Linked DNA regions of Homo sapiens: region 2 is linked to region 1. The links are chromatin contacts, found by Hi-C or POLR2A ChIA-PET in ENCODE. All regions are on one chromosome and are shown on one strand. The core of a region is the stretch at or near the end of the contact, and the rest is flanking DNA. Distances in the headings are between cores, read along the strand shown.

The links. Hi-C counts contacts between places; a loop is a spot of excess contacts on that map. ChIA-PET counts read pairs that join two places held with the same protein, here RNA polymerase II (POLR2A). Pooled maps may share reads with other maps.
Region 2: a pooled map shows a loop between it and region 1 (3-fold over the local background). The contact joins the enhancer-like site here to the promoter of GTF2B in region 1. A Hi-C loop is called at or near these places in 5 of 50 pooled maps. POLR2A ChIA-PET finds 5 or more read pairs at or near these places in 3 of 52 experiments (PC-3, T-cell and activated T-cell).

What each region holds. Positions count from the first base shown.
Region 1 is chr1:88,889,171-88,895,197 of GRCh38, forward strand. GTF2B (general transcription factor IIB) reads right to left here and starts at 2,397. Exons shown (of 7, transcript NM_001514.6): 1 at 2,313-2,397. The coding sequence starts at 2,329. RefSeq lists an enhancer at 2,573-2,682.
Region 2 is chr1:89,308,598-89,314,624 of GRCh38, forward strand. No RefSeq gene overlaps it. Among named protein-coding and RNA genes, the nearest start is that of GBP5, 39 kb to the left of the region's middle. Within about 2 kb of position 3,265, at least 9 of the 41 ENCODE cell types and tissues checked have a DNase peak (open chromatin) inside an H3K27ac peak, as active enhancers do; they include PC-3, where a contact is called at or near this core.

The DNA.
Region 1 (6,027 bases), core at 1,147-3,646:
GGAGACTTAGATGGCTGGGAGCTAGGAAAGGAGGAAGACTACTTTTCATGGTTTTAGTCTATTGCAATTTTGCTTTTGGACCATTTGTATGTGTTACCTATCAAAATAAAAGTATGCTAAATTAGTAAACTTAATCAAATTACCCACAATACAGAAGAGGAACCATACAAATGGGGTGGTGAAGGTGGTAACAGAGAGAAACAATAGGGAGGAATAGAGAAACCACCACCACTGACATTAAAACGATTCGAGACTACTCAAGTACCAGATAATCCCAAACCCCATTTTATAGCTATCATTTATTGGGCATGGACTGTATTACTTGTGTTATACATTTATTATTGTCAATCTCCACAACAATCCTGCAAGAAAGGCACTATTTCACATTTAAAAAATTATGCTCAGAGAATGATTTGCCTGAAGTCATGGAACTAATAAGTGGCGGAGCTTACATTTGAACTCAGAACATTTGTACTCCTCTGTGAGGACACCAGCCAGTTTCATGGCCTAGTGACAATACACCTTCCTGAGGGAAAAACATGCAAAAGGTAGAAATATTATATTTAGGCTGGGCGCAGTGGCTCATGCCTGTTACCACAGCACTTTGGTAGGCCAAAGCCGGAGGACTGCTTGGACCCAGGAGTTCAGGACCAGCCTGGGCAATGTAACTAGGCCTTGTCTCCACAAAAATAAAAATTAATAAAATTTAAAAATAAAAAAATTAGCCAGGCACGTGGTGTGTACCTATGGTCCCAGCTACTCAGAAGGCTGAGGTGGGAGGATCACTTGAACTGGGGAGGTCATGGCTGCAGTGAGCCATGATCGTGCCACCTACACTTCAGCCCAGGCCTGTTCCATAAAATAAAAAATACTGCATTTAACTTTCTTTGTTGTCACTGATAGAAAAACTTGAGCAATAACTGCTATGATACATAAATTGCACATATCTAGAAAAAAATTTCAGACTTAAAAAGCCATGATAGAATTAAAAAAAAAAAAAGCCATGGTAGAATTTTAAGTCGTATTTGAGTGATCTGGGGAGCCCAAGTTTTCCATTTACCTACAAGGAGGCCTTACCCGACAGAACAACACCCAGATAGAATGACTGAGCATCCAATCCAAGAATCAGAATCAGTAAACAAGAGTGTCACTGGCTTTATGAGTTCTGTTCAAACAGTATATTAGCTAAAGCTGCCTCCCACCCCAAATTCCTTTTCTAATCATAAAATGTAAGTCTTGGCAGTTACCAGAAAAGGCTATTTTGTAAAAATGGCTTTCACTGTGAAATTAACCAATTCCACAGATGATAGCAGGGTCAGAAAAATAGTGCCAGAGTTCCAGAAGCTGTAGAATTAATTTGATACTTTCAACACAGGATTAGTTAACCAAAGGCCAGGTGTGGATAACAGGAAACAGGTTGTCTTAGACTCTACACTCTAACACGACTCTTGGAAAAGTCAACATTGGCATGACTCAGTTTACACTTATGCAAAAATACTAATATCTACCTCACAGTGGTAATGAGAGACATAATTAGGGTCTGCAAGCATTTTTCAGGTCACAAGATTAAAGGCTGTTTCTGAGGGTACTGCATGCATTTCCTGTAGATATGAGTACACTGCATTCTTAAATATATACTAAAAAGCGACCTCCCAGCACATATAACTAATTTTCTTTGGCAAGATTTTCTTCAGAAGTACACAGGCAACGATATTTGTAAACAAATCCTTTAGCAGGGAACTAATCAACTCTTCCGATGGCTCTAGCTTCCACTTCCGAGGCCCGCTGTGATGGTAACCAACCAGGTTCCATCTGGCTTACCAATGCTGACGTTCCCAACTTCCTAGCTGTCAGATCGATAGGAACCTGAAACTAACTGTTTCCCGTTCCTTTGAAAAGGAGAAATTACGGACCCTCGGGTTGTTTGGGCCGTAGATGAAAAAAACAAGCGGGGGGGGGGGCGCGGGGGAGGAGAGGAGGGAGGGTGGGAAGAAGAGAAAATAAAGGGAGATTGAAATATTGGGAAAAGATACGAGGGCAAGGACTGGGGACACAGTAGCCCACCAGGACCCACATAGGGTGATATCTACATAAGACTCCAGGGCAATAACGTCAACAGCTCGGTAACCCCTGCGACACCCTGACAGTCCTGCCGTCTGGAAGTGCCTTTGTCCCGGCCCGTCGGCCAGTCCCGCCGCTTCTCTCCCATACCCCTAGGCGCTCAGCCCTACGAGGCTGCCCGGAGGCCGCCTAAAAGCCGGCGGCGCTCGCGCCCGCCCCTCAGCTCGCCGGGCTCGGCGGGACATACTAACCGGCTGGTAGACGCCATCTTCACGGCGACTGCGGTGCCCGCAACAAGACACAACAGACACACCGAAAGCAGGAAGCGAATGTGGCGAAGAGACGCGCAGAGATGAGTTTTTATAGACGACTCACCCACGCAGTCGTAGCAGAGCAGGGCTACGGGTCGGGAGAAGGGCCAAGAACAGTGAGATCCCATACGTCACGTGCTTTGCGATTTCTTACGTTCTTACTCCGTTTCTGTAATTTGCTATGTTGCTAAGCGAGTCAACGTAACTACCTAGGAAAAGTCTCATGGGAACCCTGCAAAGGGGCTACAACAGAGCTACTCTCAATCTGACAGTTAAAACACAAAGAAAACCCTGGCTTCGTAGTGGTGCCAAAGCCTGCATCCCTAATAGTTTAACCACCCCTTCCTCTCCCACCTTCTCACGGCTACCTTCTCACGGCCACCACCTACCCCGCCCCCAGCCCCCCACCCCGCGTCAGGCACTCCCATTTGAGCCAGTTCTTACGTGCCCCAAGGGTGATTCTTTCTAAGAAATTTGAAATAAAAGGAGAAACTCACTTAGGTCATCCAGAACAGGTGTCTGTTCAGGATCTGTCATCAGCTAGCATGTTGTCTTCTTAGGCACGTCCTTTATACAGGTCATGTAAGTTTATATAGGTTATGGTATCTTGCCTTGCATACCCTTTTAGAATTGGCAGAAGATGAAACAAAACTACGTGAAACCAATGTGTACACAAGAGGCACGACGATATGGGCCATGCTCTGATCATTTTTTTTTCACGGCCTTTGTAACGTTGGCTGATAGCTACATATAGAAAACTTGCGAGAACATCTAGATATTGCAAAATATCCCTAGATTTATTAATTAGCCAAACTAACGTCAAAATTGTAATACCACTATTACTAACAACAATAACAGTTACCGGTGGAGAGTATTCACGTTCTTGGCGTTTTGAACAAAGAACTGGACACAACGCACAAACTAAGGAAAGAATGAAGGAATAAAGGCAGAGATTTATTGAAAACGAAAAGGTAATACCAGCTCAAGACTCCTTTTGCAGAATTTTCGGGGGTTTAAATACCCTCTAGAGGTTTCCCATTGGTTACATGGTGTACACCCTATGTAAATGAAGTAGTGGCTCCACAATCAGTCTGATTGGTTGTGGAAAGCAACCAATCAGAGGCTAAAGTGAAGTTACAAAGTTACACTCCTATGCAAGCGTCTGATTGGTTGCAGAAAGCAACGAATCAGAGATACTTTCAATTTCACATCTGCCACACGGCTAAAGTGTGTGTGTGTGTGTGTGTGTGTGTGTGTGTGGTTGTGTAGTGGGGAGGGGGTTGCAAAGGGAGTAACGTCTGGTTCTTTTGTTACTTAGGTGTGGAAAGTTGGGGTTTTCCTTTTTTTTTTTTTTTTTTGAGACGGAGTCTTGCTCTGTCGCCCAGGCTGGAGTGCAGTGGCGCGATCTGGGCTCACTGCAAGCTCCGCCTGCCAGGTTCACGCCATTCTCCTGCCTCAGCCTCCCGAGTAGCTGGGACTACAGGAGCCTGCCACCACGCCCGGCTAATTTTGTTTTTGTATTTTTAGTAGAGACGGGGTTTCACCCTGTTAGCCAGGATGGTCTTGATCTCCTGACCTCGTCATCCGCCCGCCTTGGCCTCCCAAAGTGCTGGGATTACAGGCGTGAGCCACCGCGCCCGGCCGGGGTTTTCCATTTGATTTAGTTCTAGGAAATCAGTGTGAATCTGCCTTAGGTTCCCTGCCTTCAGACAGTATTCTCCTGCGGCAACACTTTGCTGACAACTATTCTTGAAAATACGGGGATTGGTATTTTCATGGTGGTTTTCATGGGGCTGAGAACTTAGAAGATAATGACTGCTTCCTTCATCTGGGGATGGGATTTAAATGTAATGGAGCACTCACTGTTTTCTTGAGAAGGTGGGAGATACTAGCTTCCTTAGAAAGAAAAAGGGGTGCGAGAGGCAGGATTTTAGGAACTCAAATCTAGGTGGGAACCGGGGAGCATGATTTCTTTTTTCTTTCCCAATCCCAATCTTCTATTTTGTAATTCTGTAATTTTAAAAACTTGACTGTACTCTTGTGGGGGTTTTTTCCTCCCTCAATATTTTTGTCAAGTGCAACCAGGAAAGGGCTTGGGGGTGCTGCACCTCAGTCCAGTAGAGGTTTCATAGTAAAGCATCTTAACTTGGAGGAAGAGGAGGAATAAGACAACTGTGCATCTCTTAAGGATCCAGAACATGGACCTGCACCTAGTGGATTCATGGTAGGCATTCAATAATGTTTGTTGAAGGAAGAAATTGAAACCCTAGAAAAGGGAGGCAGCACTACTGGTTAAATTAACTCCTGCCCCACCTGGAGAGTCTCTTGTCTGTCATAAACTTGTAAGAATTTCTTTTGTATTAAAATAGAAGGCACCTTAGGTAAGCCATTCGTTTTCTTTTGTTAGTACAGCACTGGAAATTTACAAAGCATTTTAATCAACATAATCCCATTTAATATTTATTATTGATCTTGAGGTTAAAATACACACACACACACACACACACACACACACACACAGAGCTGGGGTTTTATCACTTGGGAACCAATAACCTAACTAGCATTCACCAAAACTTCTGGTTTGTATAATAATTGTTACTTAAATTAATTATGTAAATTAAAATGATTTAAAGCAATGGTTTAAATTAATTCATCTTTTTACTTAGAAAGTTATTCGAAAAGTTTATATCACTACTGTGAAATCTCAAGTTGATGTGCTATAGTTCATTTTAAGTATAAAATGTTTTACATGACTAATAAATGATTTAAAAATGCTTGTGACCCACCTGGCATCGTGAATCACGCCTGTAATCCCAGCACGTTGGGAGGCCGAGGCAGGTGGATCACCTGAGGTCAGGAGTTCAAGACCAGCCTGGCCAACATGGTGAAACCCTGTCTCTCCCAAAAATACAGAAATTAGCCAGGTGTGTTGACACACACCTGTAGTCCCAGCTACTTGGGAGGCTGAGGCAGGAGAATCGCTTGAACCCAGGAGGTGGAGGTTGCAGTGAACCAAGATTGCACCACTGCACTCCAGCCTGGGTGTCAGAGCGAGACTCCATCTAAAAAAAAAAAAAAATGCTTGTGACCTAGCTAGATTTCTTTTTTAAAAATCAACTTTATTGAGATATAATTACATATAGTAAAATTCACCTGTTTAAAATTTAATGATTTTTGGCAACTGAGTTGTACAACCATCCCCGCAATCCTGTTTTAGCACATTTCCATCATCCCAATACGATCTTTTATGCCCATTTACATTATATGCCTATCCCATTTCCAGCCCCATGACCCTCTAATCTACTCTCTGTCTCTATGGATTTGCCTTTCTTGGGCTTTTCATATAAATGGAATCATATGATACGTCGTCTTTTGTGTCTGGATTATTTTACCTGTCATAATGTTTTAGAGGGTCATTAGATTTACCTCATGGTTTCACTTTTGAAAACATTTTTAAGTGTCTGCATGGTGATGTTGGAGAAGATGGCAATTCCCCAACTTAAGCAAGGCTTCAGAAATATTTGTTTGGAAATTAAAAGACATATCCTCTTGGACTAGGAAGAACAGAGGATTTGATGGAATGTATGAACAGACCAGATCCTACTAGACTCTTTTGGAGATGGAAAAAGATGCCTAGGATATTAGACAAGCCTCA
Region 2 (6,027 bases), core at 2,015-4,514, 420 kb after region 1:
ACACCTCACAAATTTATAGCTCAATAATTTTTCACAAACTGAACACATCCACATTGCCAGCATTCAAATTTAAAAAAAAATCATGGGACTCCAAAAGTATTCCTCATATTCCAATTCAGGCATTACCAATTCCTTTCTCTCCCAATCAAGGACAACAACTATTCTGCTTTAGTACTTCGTTTAAATAAAACAATAAACAATGCAATTTTTAGCTTTCAGTAAATTGTTTTCAATATTATGCTTGTTAGATTGGTCTATATTTTTGTGTGTAGCTATAAATCATTAGTTTTCATTTATATTAAATTGTATAAAATATTCCATTCCGTAAATGAAAATGTGTGCAACCAAAAGATATGTGCAAGAATTTTCATAACAGTTTTTCTCATAATAGCCAAAGACTAGACATTACCCAATTGGAATTACCATAAATGGAATATTTTCTCTATAATTTATTTATCCAGGCAAGTGTTGGTGGACATTTGGGTAATGTCTAGTTTTTGGCTATTATGAGAAAAACTGTTAGGAAAATTCTTGCACATACCTTTTGGTTGCACACATTTTCATGTATAAATGAATACAAAAGTATTGCTGGAAAGGCATATGTTCAGGGTTAGAATATATTTAAAATGGTTTCATAGTTGAACTAATTTACATTCACACTAGCAGTGTATGAGCATTCCAGGTGCTCCACAAGCTCATCAAACTTTGATATTATTTGCCTCATTTTCATTTGGCAGATGTGTAGAGGTAACATACTATGATTTTAACGTCATAGAATTGAGCAGATTTTCATATGTTTATTAGCCATTTGGACATCCTCTTTTGTTATTTTGTCATTCAAGTATGTAACTGTTTTTAACAATCTTTTGTCACAGTGATTTTTTAAAGATCTCTGTGTGTGTGTTTGCATTTTCTTGAATAGCTTCTTATATGATTATGGATATAATATTTGCATTTGTCCATTGAAAGACATTTAGGTTGTTTTCAATTTTTCAATATCTCTATGAACATTCCTATCTTTCGACAGCACATAATCTGTAGCTCATCCTTCAATACTTATCTCAGAGCCAAACTCATACACAAACCCAGTCTCCAGGACACTCTGTCTTAGCCCACGAGACATGTTAAAGACCTTAGAACAGTTTATGAACAGAGCATGTAGCATCGGCCTCCATTTTCTTCCCTAGGAATTCACTTTCAGAGTCTCTTTCATAGGCTAGTTCATGATGGACTTCTTTACTATGCTAGATCATTTATCAGAATAAAAATTTGTTTATCTCATTCAAACATATCATCTCACACTACATGGCCTCACAAAGAAAACAGCAGATCAAGGAATGATTCCTATTATTTTTCTGTAATATTTGGGTGGTTTTCAAAGGGTGGCTAAGACTATGCTGAGTCATTGTCTGATCCTTTTGCAGTCATGATGATGATGGAAGTGATCTCTCACCTGTTGTATGGTAATACAAACTGAGATAGAGATTGTCATAGCAGCTTCTATAATCTCCACTTTCAAATGCAAGTTATCCAAAAAAAAAAAAAACCATGTGTCAGTGTAGTTGATTTTACAGAGGACGAGAGGGTATCTTTTTTCCTAAGTTTTATTTGCCCATCACAGCTTTGAAGGGAACCAAGAGCTCTTTACTCCACTGAAGCTCACCCCCTTTCTATCTTCCTGGCACTACTCTCTCCTCTGCCTATTCTATTTTCTTTTCTCTACTCACTATCTTTGCTTCCAGAATGAATCAAAATTTCTCTATCAAAACAATTTAGCATCTTTTTTTAATTACTTAGATTTCTGTTGACATGTACATCCTTGTATTCTCCCTTTCTGTTCCAGCAGACATATCAGTGAACTTAGAAATGTGCACCCTTTCCTCCCTATCAAGAATTGGGGATACTATGTTAAAAAAAACCTTTGTTTTATCTTTTTATAATATCTTGTCCATATATTTATTATGCTATAAGATAGAAGGGGCCATGTTTGGAAAATGAATTCAAATAGAGCTCAGACACCTTCGCTTTGGAAACTCTATGGCAAAATATAACATTATTTTGCTAGAACAGAAGCTGACTTCTTAGAAATGAGCCAATTATAAAAGTAGCTCTTCATTGCTTTCAGTTTCAATCTGAAGTATGTTTACAGGAAATGCCATTTCAAGTAGCCTTGAATGACCTAAGGGATTGTTTTTCTGGCTGGAAAACTTTTATACAAAGTGATTTTCAAACATAATGAGTGGAAATGTGTGCAATTTGGAGGGAATAAAGGGAGAAACATTATAGTTAAGAGCCTCAGCACCTCTCATTGCTGCTTTTCCAGAATAAATACATAGCTTTTAGCATTTTAAATCTTTCTACAAACAGCTGGCCATTTAAAAAAGCTGCAGCAGGGTCTATTTTGGGGGCTGATGGCATGGCCAGGAATCATTGTTTTTGGCCATCTTCAATTGATTTTCAGTGTAGTAATCATGGTGTGTGCTTTTTTAAAAACACAAACTAAGCCATTCACCTTTTCTGCACAAAGGTCATAGAAGTTTCCTACTGCAGGTAGGGTAAAATCCTTTCCTCTCTGATTGCCTGCAAGATCTTACACAATCTGGCTTTTGCTCACCCCTCTCCTCATCCCACATAATCTCAGCTTCACCACATGAACCTTCATTCAGGACCAAACACATCAAGCTCTTTCTCAATAATTTTCCTTCATTTATTTCCTAATTGTGCTTTTAGTAAAATTCATCTTAATTCTCATTTCCTGAGAGAAGGATCATTGGCCAGCTAATCTCAATTGGGCCAACACTTTTTCTCCTTTCTACACTTACTCATGGCACCCTGTATTAGTCCTTTACAATGCAGATAAGAAATTCAAATATTTCATTTGTTGGTGTTTAATTTGTTTAATATTTTATTTCTAATCTGAAAACCACATTATACTCAATGCCTTCCCATGCCTTTCACAGTGACCAGCAACCCATGGTCAATGGTCATACCTATGTATTTATTGAATGACTCAATGCAATTAGTTTAAAAGTGCTCTCTTTGAGTTTGCCTTTATTGTTCTGTGCCTCAAAAGAAATCTCTATTTCTAAGAGATAAACGTGTAAGGGATAATTGGAAGGATAGCTGAAAAAGGAATGAGGCCAGTAGACCTAAGTTCAGGCAAGCTGATTTATTGTCAGCCCTGCTGGGCTACTTCCTGACAAAAGCAGAGGAGGCAGCCCCACTTACAGACTACAGCAGGGCTTTATAGGGCAAGGAACTGGGTCAGGGTAGGGGAGTTGAGTTGGGTGTACAGAAGGGCTGAGTCGGGGTCGGGGAGCCGAGTTGGGTGTGGAGGTGTCTTGACTGCATCCTGGGAATGCTTTTGCCAGCTTTGTTATGCAAGGTGAACAGACACATTAACCACATCCTGTAACTGCCTGGACAAACAGTTACTGGCGGGGTCAGTGAAGGGTTTTTCTTTAGCCCTGGGGGAGCTGTGCAGAGGTCACAAAGGACTGCATCATAAGACCCACTGGAAGGGAGGGGAACAGTCTGGTTGGGGTGACCCTAACAAAATGTATTATATAAAACCAAGTAATTTTAGAAACTTTTCTTAGATTTGTTTTGTTACATACTAGAGTTTTGAATTTTATTCTGAATAAATTGAATAAATAATTTATTGAATTATTAACATTATCCTGAATAAAAATAAAAGGAGAATTATAATACACTTCTGAATCTGGAAGCACTTTGAATTAGATGACATGAAAATGTTCTAACCAGAAAATATTGAAAAAGATTAATAAAAATAGATACACTTACCTACCCATTGATAAAGCAACATCAAACAAGAGACTGGGAAATTACCGTATGAGACAATGGATTAGATCACGTTAACTTTATCTTCTCCACAGAGAGTTAAGCAATTTAAACATTTTTTACGATAAAGAAGACATGGTCCTTAGACATTTTTAAGTGGCTCTCCCCTCAACCCTTTTTCCTAGCCTTTATGGCTGCCTAGACTCCAGAATACCTATTTTGAGACTAGCCATGTGATTGAATAGAGATGGTTCTAATTATGCCATCTCAGTGGTTTCCAATAGTAAAAGGGGGATGATTTTGCCCCCAAGTGACATTTGTCAATATCTCAAGACATATTCTGTTGTCACAACTGGGTTGGTTAACACCACAAGTGTTGCAAAACTTTCTCATTAGTTCAGCTAAAACTAGTCTCTTGACACACAGCCAGGAAAGACTAGGCTCACAGACACATAAAAGGGTGAGGAAAACAGAATTTATTGGACAAAAAGGAAAAAGGAAAAATAACTCTCAGCAAAGAGAGAAGAGTCCTTCTAGTAGGTTTCTCACCTCTCAGATTGAATCCCAGTTCACTACATGGGAACAGGAGGGGCCAGGCTCCTCCCCACTGCAAATGGCATGAACTTCCCAAGGCTCTACCCCATCCTCCCAGTTCACAGGTGGACATCATTTAGAAATAATTAATTGGGAAAGGACGGGCTTCATCTGGGACCAGCAGTCTGGTTTTTCAGCCTTCAGGCTGTTTTAGACTTGAAGGCAGGGTTTCACTGTGAACCCTTGGCTGTCTCATTCCCCCGTCTAAAGAAGTACATCTAATTGCCTTTAGTATAAGGATAAGAACAAAGACCAATCTTAACTGCTTCCTGATGACAAGGGATGCTGTTTTGGGAAAATGGCAGTCAGATCTCCCCAAGAGACATATCTGAGGGTTCACAGCAAAAGGGGCCATTATCCGGGGCTCCAGTTGCAGGATCATTTGGTATTTGATGGCCTAAAGGTGAGAAGAGACAAACTGGATTATTAGAAAACATGTATCAAAATGAAATAAGGGGGGTGAGGACAGCTAAAAAATCCTGAGGCCTTTTACCAGCTTATACAGGGAGACGGGGTCCAAAAGCCCAATTGTTAAAAAAAAAAAAACTTTTACCATTTTGCTGGCATGTTGAGTTGCTGGGTTCCCATGCCCTGAGCCCAATCCTAAGCCAACCAACTTAAGGTTTGGGAAATTAACTTTTCCCAGTTTGTAGGATGTGTTGAGGGGAGTGTCCCATAGTACAGAGACCCAATTATCAGTGAAGAGAGAACAGAAGGAGAAAAAGGAAAAAAAGGAGTCTTTTTTTCAAAGGATTCCCAGGGGTTCAGGATGCATTCAAAAGGGGTACAGGCTGAAGATGAATGGCTTCTCATCTAGAATGAGGTGAGTGAGGCATCCCTGGTTCCCTTCCCTTCCTAGCAAATACCTGGTGTACCTAAGGTAGGGAAAGTAAAGTGTTCCTCTTTCTTTCCTCCATCATTGTATCCTCGAGCTCCATTGACCATGACAGTGTGCCACCCATGGTTGTCAAAGTGGCTATCACCCATGTGAACAGGTGGCCTAGGGGGTGTGGGGTATCCACTTTTACCCATGTATGCCCTATCTCCCCTACTGTCAGTAGCCTTTGAATTTTCTAGACCTCATGTATGCCATGAATACTAACTTGACCTATATCCGTGAAATGGGAGGCTTGGCTTAATCGATAGGAATCAGTCATACTCACCTGTGCTGCACCTTTTAACTTCCATCATTGTCTACCTCTGGATTCCTCAGATCCAATTTTCTTTCCTAGGGATTTGACCTGAATCTTGGAATTGAGTTTGGGACAAAAATGTGTCTCAGGGGGGTTGCATGGGCTCCTTATCATAAGCCAAATATTAAGGTGAAGCTGTGGACTTGAGTCCTCTTCCAACAAGGGAGAGAAAAGAATGTCTTGTGAAATGCCCAAATAACTGTTGGCTATAGTTGTGTTTGCTAAGATGAGGCTTGGCTTTGGTTAGCTCCCTTTGGTTTAGTATTATTGGTCTTTCCCAAAAAGGAAACCTCCATATGATGGGCAGTCTATTTATTCCCATCACCTGGCAGGGTTTGCGAGATAATTGCTCAGAACTAGAATACTGATCCAGATTATTACATTATTCATCCCTCTTGTTCCTTCTGAGCTGCAGTTGGAGATGACTTTAGCCTTATAC